Regions from separate parts of the Homo sapiens genome. Here region 2 is linked to region 1. Evidence: chromatin contacts called from ENCODE Hi-C data. All regions are on one chromosome and are shown on one strand. The core of a region is the stretch at or near the end of the contact, and the rest is flanking DNA. Distances in the headings are between cores, read along the strand shown.

Region 1 (4,756 bases), core at 1,344-3,843:
AAGTATTAGTCTAAGAATAGTATTCACCAAGAATAAGTTGAAAATAATTAAAATTGTAAGGCTGGCGGGCATATCAGTGCAGTAACATAGCTCCTCTCAACAATAACAGCCGTAGTTATGCAATAGATGTTGAAGGGTTAATGCCCACCTCAATACACAGCTACTTCCCGACTCACTGCCAGTTTTTCTAAGCTCTTTTGACATACCACGAGGGATTAATCCAAATGAACAACATGTCGTCATTTCTTAAAATCGATTCAACAATAACCAAAAATTAATCTGCCGTCCACCTCCTCTTATTAGCATTAAGACAGACAGAAATCTGATCCCAAGGAAGGCACCCCGGAGAAAAGCCACACTCAACGTACACAAAATGGAGATAAAGAAACAAAAGAGATCTAATTACCTTGAGTTTTCCTCCTGGGCTTCTGACGCAAGGGAACCTGCTGAAAATGCAGGAAGGAAAGAAAAGAGGAAATTTCTGATTGTGTTGTAACATTTGTAAAGAGAGAAGGAGGGAGGAGGTGGCAGTGTTTATGAGCAGGATGGAATCTAAAAAAAAACTCTCCAGGCAGAGCTTAACGGGGAGCTACTAGCTGAGGCACAAAATGTGCTAATTAGAATCAATATACATTGAGCTGAACCTGAAAAAAAAAAAAAGTCACAGAGCATTTATCACTGATGTTTCCTGTTCCCACCCACAAGCCGCTCTCACTACTACTTTAGTTATGATAGCACAGTGTTCACGGAAGTTTTAAAAATCAAAAAATATTTCCCCTTTTGTGTTTTTGTGAGAGAAGGAAAAATATATCTGCTTCTTTTGCAATTTCTAAATAACAATGATTATTCAGATAAACCTGGAAGATAATTGTTACAATCTCAAAATATTAGAGTCACTTGACTATTCAGCTCATAGTCCTGCTACCACGTAGGGTTAGACCTAAACCACATGAATTAAATATCCCAGAAAATGAAATTCCACAACCTCTTTCAGTGAGAGTTCAGTAGCAATCAACCCTCCTTATCAGGAAATTCTTATTTACAGACAAATTAAAGTTTGTTATTCTGTCTTTAAATATCTCTGAATATTTCTCACGTTTTATGGAAGATAAATTAGTTACCACCTACTATTCTGTACTAGCTCTTCAAATCAGACATAAGACAACATATATGAAATATACATTTTTTCCACAATACATTTTAAACAAACATACAATCAGACTATCAGCAAAAATAAAAAATATTTTTAAGTGCTTTAAAATACGTGTGTGTGTGTGTGTGTGTGTGTGTGTGTGTAGAGAGAGAGAAAAAAAATTTTGCTTAAAGAAGTTCTATTTGTTTTTTCTTTACAAATATCTAAGCTGAACTGATTTAAATTTGAAAGACAACCTTTTCCGTTAACAGGTAGAGAACTCAGGGGAAAAAACGTGTGAAAATGAAAAGCAGTTCCAAAATTTGGTATGTAATCTTAGTACAGCATTTTATAATGTTTTCTAGAGGTTCCTGGCTTATAGTCTACATATCTAACTATTGATCTGATAGCTATTGTATATGGTTCTACTGTATGTTTGAAGAAGGGATATGACATAGTGAAAAGAGGAGAAGGTCTTTAAATCCAGAGGCCTGGAACCAATTCCTGGCTATTATAATTAGTAGCTGTGGTGCCCAAGAAAATAGCACTCTCTGAATCTGCTTCTTCATTTATAAAATGAAGATATTGATAATAATTCTAATCCTATAGGTCTTATAAAGATTTTACAAGATTTATTTGTGAAAATCCTCTGAGAACTAAACAACATCCCTTTATATGAGTATGTGTAATATAATATTATATCGTTGAGATAAACAAATACTTTATATCTAATAAACAGAAAAAAATCATAATTTTTATAAGTATGATTTATGTATCCTTCAGCAATTACAACGAAGCTAAAGTGTTTAAATTATATTTCCTGGGAAATATAGATCCCAAGAAATATTGCACTGACATTTCATCTGACCAATGTTAGAGTAAAATTTATCCCCCCCAAAATTAATCATCCATAAAGATGGCAGTAATTACCTTAAATTTTAAGCAAAGATAGACATGTTATAATCATGGCATGTTACTAAAATCCAGGCAAGTTATCATGAAAAGGACCTAGTCTCAGCCTCACTTCACAAATATCTCCCACACTGACCTGTCTTGTGTTCTAAAGTTCCTATCATTCCCTCAAATCATCTCCTGGGACCTTTTTTTGATATGCCAATTCTCTGAGATCAGTAAAACCCAACTAGTACCTATTGGCAAAATATTTTTGCCCAAATATGTATATTATTTGAGTGGCTAAATTTTAGCTGAGAGCCAGGACTAAAGACAAAGAAGAGAATTCGTGAATGTAGATGCTGGGTAAGATTTGGGAAATCTGGGGTCCAGGAGTCCCTAGCAAGCACTTGAGACAAACCAAGAACCAGGGGAATAGGGAGAAAAGGGCGTTGTTAACAGTCATTCCTAGAGTGCTCAGGCCTCCAATGAACAAGATGAAATTACATTAGTTCAAACAAGAAGAGCAGCCTTCAGATGAACAAATGAGAGGAAAGTCCCTGGAGGGCAGCGATGGGATCAGCCAAGGCAGAGAGGAAGTGATGCTCCTTCCATCGCTCCCAGCTGGGTACCAGTGAGTATCCTCCACCCATTCCTTGTGAGCACCCAGTGGGACTGGAGCCCTCCGGCTCCACCTTAGGGCTACTTCCAGGGAAAGCCCCAAAATGTGAGCTTTGTCTCAATTCTGCCCAAGACCAACCCTTGGTCTACACCACGTTCTTATGCCTAGGATGGGATGAGAACAATACCTCAAGCAGAACAGGCACCCAACTCAAAGAAAGGCTTTTTTTTTGTTTGTTTTTAAGTGGGGGAGGGAGCTTAGTTATTGAGTCATTGAGTCAACCCTGTTCTGACAATAATTCTCTTAAAGCAAATTATTAACTGTTAAAACTGTTTTCCCTGACCAGAAACAGACTGCATATTATAGAAATAACAAATTCAGGGAGTTTCAGTTTCACCTAACATACATGAATTTGAAACCTAAATTGGTTTATATGAGACAGTGAAAACAATCTTTGAGAACTTTATTGCATCTAAGATAGATTTTACTCCTCACAACAGGAAGTGGAACCCGTGAACTAGTCCGTTTCAAAATGATCTTGCATGTGGTTTTTCGCTAGGTAAGTAAAAAAAAAAAAAAAGCAAGCAACCAGTTGAGCATTTTATGAGATGGTTTTTCAATAGGGGAAATTATAACTTGCTATCATCATAAATATTCAGAGCCTAGTAAGATATTTTCTCATTCTATTTTCTTCCAGTTTGAATGTTATAGGTAAAACTAAAAAATTATTCTAAAAATCTGATTTTGCCCTAACTTACTTCTAAAGTTGAGGGGAAATTTTTCTTTGAAAATATGTATTTCTTTTTCATTGAAGAAGTGTATTTTTCTTTAACTTTTTAAAAGATGGTTCAAAAACTTCATTTGGCCACGAATCACTCAAAAACACATGGAAATATACAAAAGACCCAGTAGAAAATATACAAAGGAAACTCCTTTGATATTGAATGTTGGGGCTAACGCCCAGGTTACGGGTAACTGTTATATTGACTTATAATCCATATAGTAGTTGTTAAACCTTGCAGGCAAAATTTACCCCAAGATGTATTAAAATTCACAGTAAGATGCTCTGTCATTACATCAGACTTCATAGTGATCCTAATCTTTAGCAAAAACTATACAGTGATATGCTGGTAAAATGGGCTCTCTGGTTGCAGGAGCCCTAACTGGTGGCTTTTGTCAATTTCTGTGGTAGAAACCCTCACATCATTGACAGTTTCAAATTACCAATATTTTAACAACCAAGCCACAGAAATTCCTGACTATTTTAGAGCCATACCAGATCGGCACAGCACTGATAGAGCTGTTAGGGATGTTCTTCCAGAAACCCCTGACATCTCCACAAACGTTTTTTATCCTTCCCAGAAAAATAGACTCAACTTTTTAAAGGAGATTCTAAAGCATCCAATTAATAGACATTTACCTGTGAAAACATGAAAAGCTTGCTTAATTTTTTCAGAAGACTAACCACCTTAAATAATACTTAATACATTAATTGAAATAATCTGTCATAGTAGTGGATAATGAAGAAAGACAATAGACATTCTAACAATAATAACAGAAGCAGTAATAAAAACAATGACAGAGGTTGGATGTGATGACTCACGCCTATGTCAGTGATTTGGGAGGCCGGGGTGGGAGGATGTCTTGAGCCCAGGAGCTCAAAACTGGCCTGGACAACATAACAAGATCCCATCTCTTATTTTAAAAAACCACAATGACAGCTAAAACATATGAATAAAGCTTAATAATCATATCATGCTCGCATGTGCCAGGCGCTGCTCTGAGTCTTTTCAAGATTACTAGCATTGAACTCTCATAGCCACCTTTCTGGCTCAGGTGCTATTATTATATCCACTTTACAGAAGTGGAAATTAAAGCAAACGGAGCTTCAGAATTTTGCCCAAAGTCACCAAAGTAAATGGTAAAGTGAAAATAGGTATTTCAAGAATAAAACTCTGCATAGTAAACTGTTAGGATATTTGTTTGCATTGTTGCTGTTTTGTTAAGAAGTAGGGCAGGGAAGCAAGGACTAGAGATTGTGGCGAAGATGGATACCACGGCACTTTCCACCTAGAAGAGGAAAAGAAGAAATGAAAGGAGGACTGGGAAGA
Region 2 (4,756 bases), core at 1,466-3,965, 3.2 Mb after region 1:
GTGGGTGGATTTTTTTTTTTTTTTTTTTTTTGAGACGGAGTTTCGCTCTTGTTGCCCATGCTGGAGTGCAGTGGCATTATCTCGGCTCACTGCAAACTCCATCTCCCAGGTTCAAGCTATTCTCCTGCCTCAGCCTCCCAAGTAGATTACAGGCATGCACCACCATGCCTGGGTAATTTTGTATTTTTATTTTTAGTAGAGACAGGGTTTCTCCATGTTGGTCAGGCTGGTCTCAAGATAGTTTCTATACATATATCCATGCAATGGCCAGGAACCACCGTTCTTAACTGTTTACCAGAGTAGTGTTGATCTGTATTACATCGTAGATAAATGCAGAATAAAGGTATTTCTCCAGCAGTGTTGATGAAAGAACATTCTGGAAAACAAATTGTTGACGTTCATCATAATGTAGAAGGTGTAGCTCCTGCTGTTCTGCCTAGATGACAGAGCTCCAAGTGACCATTTGATGATGGCAGCAAGACTTAGAAACAAAATAAGAGATCCCCTTCTTCACCAGCTGTTAATGTTTTCCATAGGGTGAGGAGGGAGGCAAACGTCTTGTTTCTGTGGTGGTGGCTGGAAGTTTGGAGACTTTGTTGGAGGGACAGTATGAGTCACAGAAGAACAAGACACCTTGTATTGTGTGACAGTGGAGTGTGAACAAGCTTTGCACACGTGTGGGCGGCCCTCGCTGGTGAATGCTGCCTGTAAACTGATAAGGGAAGAGTTGGGGTTTCCAGGGAGCTTGGAGCAGAGGTAGCTAGAGAGAGCCTCAGGGTGGGAGCCTCTAGAATGGGTAAGCTCAGTGAGCCTGGCAGGTGGTGGGGTGGCCTGTGCGCCCCAAGTGGGGTGCAGGGGTAGATGGGGGGACAGCTAATGAGCAAGGTGTCCACTTCATTCCTCTGGGTTGATCAGTCAACATCAAACTGTGATGTCCTTTAAAAAGTCATCTGGCCAGGCATGGTGGCTCACACCTGTAATCCCAGCACTGTAGGATGCCAAGACAGGAGGATCACTTGAGGCCAGGAGTTTGAGACCAGCCTGGGCAACATAGCAAAAGCTCTGTCCCTGCTAAAAATTGAAAAATTAGGCCGGGCGTGGTGTCTCATGCCTGTAATCCCAGCACTTTGGGAGGCTGAGGTAGGAGGATCACTTGAGGTCAGGAGTTCGAGACCAACCTGGCCAACATAGTGAAACCCTGTCTCTACTAAAAATACAAAAAAAAAAAAAAAAAAATAGCCAGGTCTAGCTACTTGGGGGGCTGAGGCAGGAGAATCGCCTGAACCCGGGAGGCAGAAGTTGCAGTGAGCCGAGATTGCGCCACTGCACTCCAGCCTGGGCAACAGAGTGAGACTCCATCTTAAAACAAAAACAAAAACAAAAAACAAAACAAAACAAAATGTAAAAAATTAGCCAAGCATGGCGGTGTGCACCTGTACTCCCAGCTACTTGGGAGGCTGAGGTGGGAGGATTGCTTGAGCCCATGAAGTTGAGACTGCAGTGAGCTATGATCACACCACTGCACTCCAGCCTGGGCAACAGAGCCAGACTCACTCTCTCTCTGGAAAAAAAAAAAAAAAAAAAAAAAAAAAAAAGAGTCATTCCTATGTTGTGCATATCTTTCTGTGTCTGCTTCTCCAAAGAGTGCTGTTGATACCCACATAGGTATTCTTGAATTCCTATGACAAGGAGTTCTGAAGAAGCTCGCTGCCTGAGTAATAAAACAATAGACTCTCCATGTAGGAAAGGAATCATTTAGATGACCTCAAATCCAATTTCCCATATGCCATGCAGGAATTCTTCTGTAGGAAAGCTTCTCAGAAGTCTGGAATGTGTGTCATTTTAATCAAGAGTTGCAGTTCTTAGTTGTACCCTTAAGTTATATGGAGGCAGAAATAATGTGACTAACACTGGGCCCCGTGTGGAAACATCCCCCGTTTGCTTATGGCTGGGGATGGGTTAGAGACAGCAGGCGAGGAGGGTTTCCCTGAAGATGCAGGGGTGCAGGCCGATGTGGGCCTTCTTACACGGTCCTAGGCCCAGTTGTGTTTCTCCCTGCTAGCACGGGTTGGCAACAGGAGACACCCAGATCATCCCTTTATCTATTTTTTCCTGTATAGGACAATGCATAAAGCATGCATGTGCTCGAGAAGGCTTCCTTTTCCTGACTGGCAGCCACAGCAATTGGCATAGCAAGCAGCAAAGTAAGGCCTGGTTAAAATGCACATGCAATTCATAGCGGGGCCTCTGATGTCATTGCTGTGGACTTTTGTTTTTAGAACCTGAAAAACACACGTCCTCCAGGGGCCTGGGAAATTCCCAGGTGGCCACCACCGTAAACAGTATCTCATTGAGTTTGACTAAACTGTGGCAGGAGTTCACGCTTCTAACCACCACTGATACAAGGTGAGAAGGGGTCGGCATGGGGAAAGATGCCTTTGAAAGGCCATCTGTGGGCAAAGTCTCGTGCCCCTCTGTGAATGCATTTGATGTAAATTTTTGTTCCTCTTGGTTGAATAAATATTGTTACTAAAAATAGCTTTAAAAGGACATCAGGATACAGCTGGAGCAAGACAAAGGAAGCAGGGCAGATTGCTGTGGGTTTTGGAACTTTGCTTTCCTGAACGCATTGTACGTGTACAGTCCGTTACGGCCCAGCCCCATCACTCATGTCATTCCCAGAGGCAAAGGCATTTGGATTAGTGAAATGCAGCCTCCCTAGTCCTGCCCCTGAGTTCCTAGTTATCTCTGTAACAGCAGCTACACCTTGGGTTAGGGTCTTGAAGTTAGCAGCCTCCGCCCCACCCTGATAGACAGACATATTCTCCTTCTAGATAGGAAATAAAAAGCAGAGGATGCCTGTTGGAGAACAGAGCTGGGCAGCAGAGGGTGGGCAGGTGGCAATGTGGTGATACCCTCTCCACCCTGTGGGGGACGCCAGTTCCTGCACTTCCCATCCAGCCGCTGGGTGCACTGCCACAGTCACGGCTTGCAGAATGAAGGATTTATTAGTCATGGAAACTGGCCTCGGAGCACCGTGCCCCCACTAGAGGCACAGCGGTTCTGGGTCTTGAGATCCTCATACACTAAAGGTCTGCCACAAATTTAGGATCATCTTCATGCTTTGTAAAAAAATTTTTTAAACCCCTGTTGGGTCAGATCCTGGTCTATCATGCGACGGTGGCACCAGAGGGGGCTCTGCAGGGGGCATCAGACAACCTCATTTCCCTTAATACAACTCACTATAGATCTGTGAGTTCACATAGTTTCTGAGCTTATTTATAGTTTCAGCCTCTTCAGTGTCCTCTGTGTTGTCATGAATTTTCCACCATCGTGTAAAGTTAGCTCTTTTTCTTACTTACCCTGAATCTGCCTCCTTCAGTTCAAAGTGGTCTCCTTAGCTCTGGGGTTTCAGAGTTGACGGACATGCCTGTTCACCCTTTCTATTCTTTTCCAGTATATTTTCTAGTGAGATTCACTGTAGGTTTCCACAAGATGAACACTAACTGGAGCGATGAGTGCCTTGTGGATCCTTCAAGGATTTCAACAGCAAAGTTACCTCGAGCCATAAGCCTGCATTATGTTCTGACTTATAAGAAAAGCGATTTTTCTTTCTCTTTGTTGTCATGGGGCTGTCTTCCACCACATTAGGCAAAAAAAGTAGTGCAGTGCCTTGTTTTCAGAGCTTCTGCTGACAAATGAAGATTCCGAGGACTTTTGGGTTAGGCAAAGAAATGTGGTATTCTCTGGCTTCAGAGGATCTCTTTGAGAACCTCTTTGGAGGAGAATGCCTATCCCTGCTTTGCATTATAACTCTTAGAAACAAAAATTATTGTGTTTATAAATCTTCCCTTAGCTGTCTGCTCCTTAAATCGGCTCCTCACAAAGTGGGAAAAGAATCCAGGGTTCTCTGTTTGAAGTGCCCAGCCCAGTGCCCCCCAGCCCTGGAGGGCCTGGCGGGGGCCTCTTCCTGCCCTTCACTGCCTTTTTTCATGGCTGTCTCTGCAGACTCAGCTGAAGTTACCCATTAAGGGGGCTGGATGTTGTGTCGAACAGTACAGTGGTGGTTAATGCTGTTTAATTGTTTAACTGTGACCCTCACAGAATTACCAAGAATAAAATACTGCTGTTTCATTACCAATAAAATTTCCTAAAAGTGCATAAAGATAATTGTAGCTAGGAGTCAGTCTCTTTTCCAGAAAGATTCTTATGTCGGCTGAGTTCAAGTAGGTAGGTGCATGTTATATAGAAAGTTTATTACACGAGTTGTTGGCTATTCAGACATGCACGTGAGGCAGCTGGAAATGAGATCCTTCCATGGGAAATGCTTAGTTTGGAAAATGAAGACCTGAGAACATAAGAAAATAGAAATGTCACAGCCTGTTGTTTCTGTTGTCTCTTCGGTGTTTGGAACATGGCATAGAACAATTGAAATTGGTTTTTCAATAGAAACAATTGAATAGTCCAGATTCATTATTTTTTCCCCTCTTGCTATAAATGAAGATTTATGCAAAATAATCACATTCTCTTTTCCTGCCTATTCTAATGAGCTATTATTATTATTTTAAGACCTCCAGAGGTCTTAAAAGCACCCCAAAATGTGTAGCCCTGCCCCTATACATTTGTATATCCATAGCAGTGCTGTGCTCTCTATCACCCCCAACTCTTCACCAGAGGGGTTGACAGTGACTGAGCCTACAGGAAGAATCATCAGAAAGGAATGTAAGACAGCAGCTCCATCCAGTATTCCCACCTG

What was found. Hi-C counts contacts between places; a loop is a spot of excess contacts on that map. Pooled maps may share reads with other maps.
Region 2: a pooled map shows a loop between it and region 1 (7-fold over the local background). The contact joins two enhancer-like sites. A Hi-C loop is called at or near these places in 2 of 37 single-sample maps with no recorded cell type and 3 of 50 pooled maps.

Annotation. Positions count from the first base shown.
Region 1 is chr6:154,247,043-154,251,798 of GRCh38, forward strand. It overlaps IPCEF1 (interaction protein for cytohesin exchange factors 1), which reads right to left. Exons shown (of 12, transcript NM_001130700.2): 4 at 407-446. Among named protein-coding and RNA genes, the nearest start is that of IPCEF1, 110 kb to the right of the region's middle. Within about 2 kb of position 2,594, at least 5 of the 41 ENCODE cell types and tissues checked have a DNase peak (open chromatin) inside an H3K27ac peak, as active enhancers do.
Region 2 is chr6:157,458,841-157,463,596 of GRCh38, forward strand. All of the region lies in intron 1 of ZDHHC14 (zDHHC palmitoyltransferase 14), which reads left to right. Among named protein-coding and RNA genes, the nearest start is that of MIR3692, 68 kb to the right of the region's middle. RefSeq lists an enhancer at 2,812-2,871. Within about 2 kb of position 2,716, at least 9 of the 41 ENCODE cell types and tissues checked have a DNase peak (open chromatin) inside an H3K27ac peak, as active enhancers do.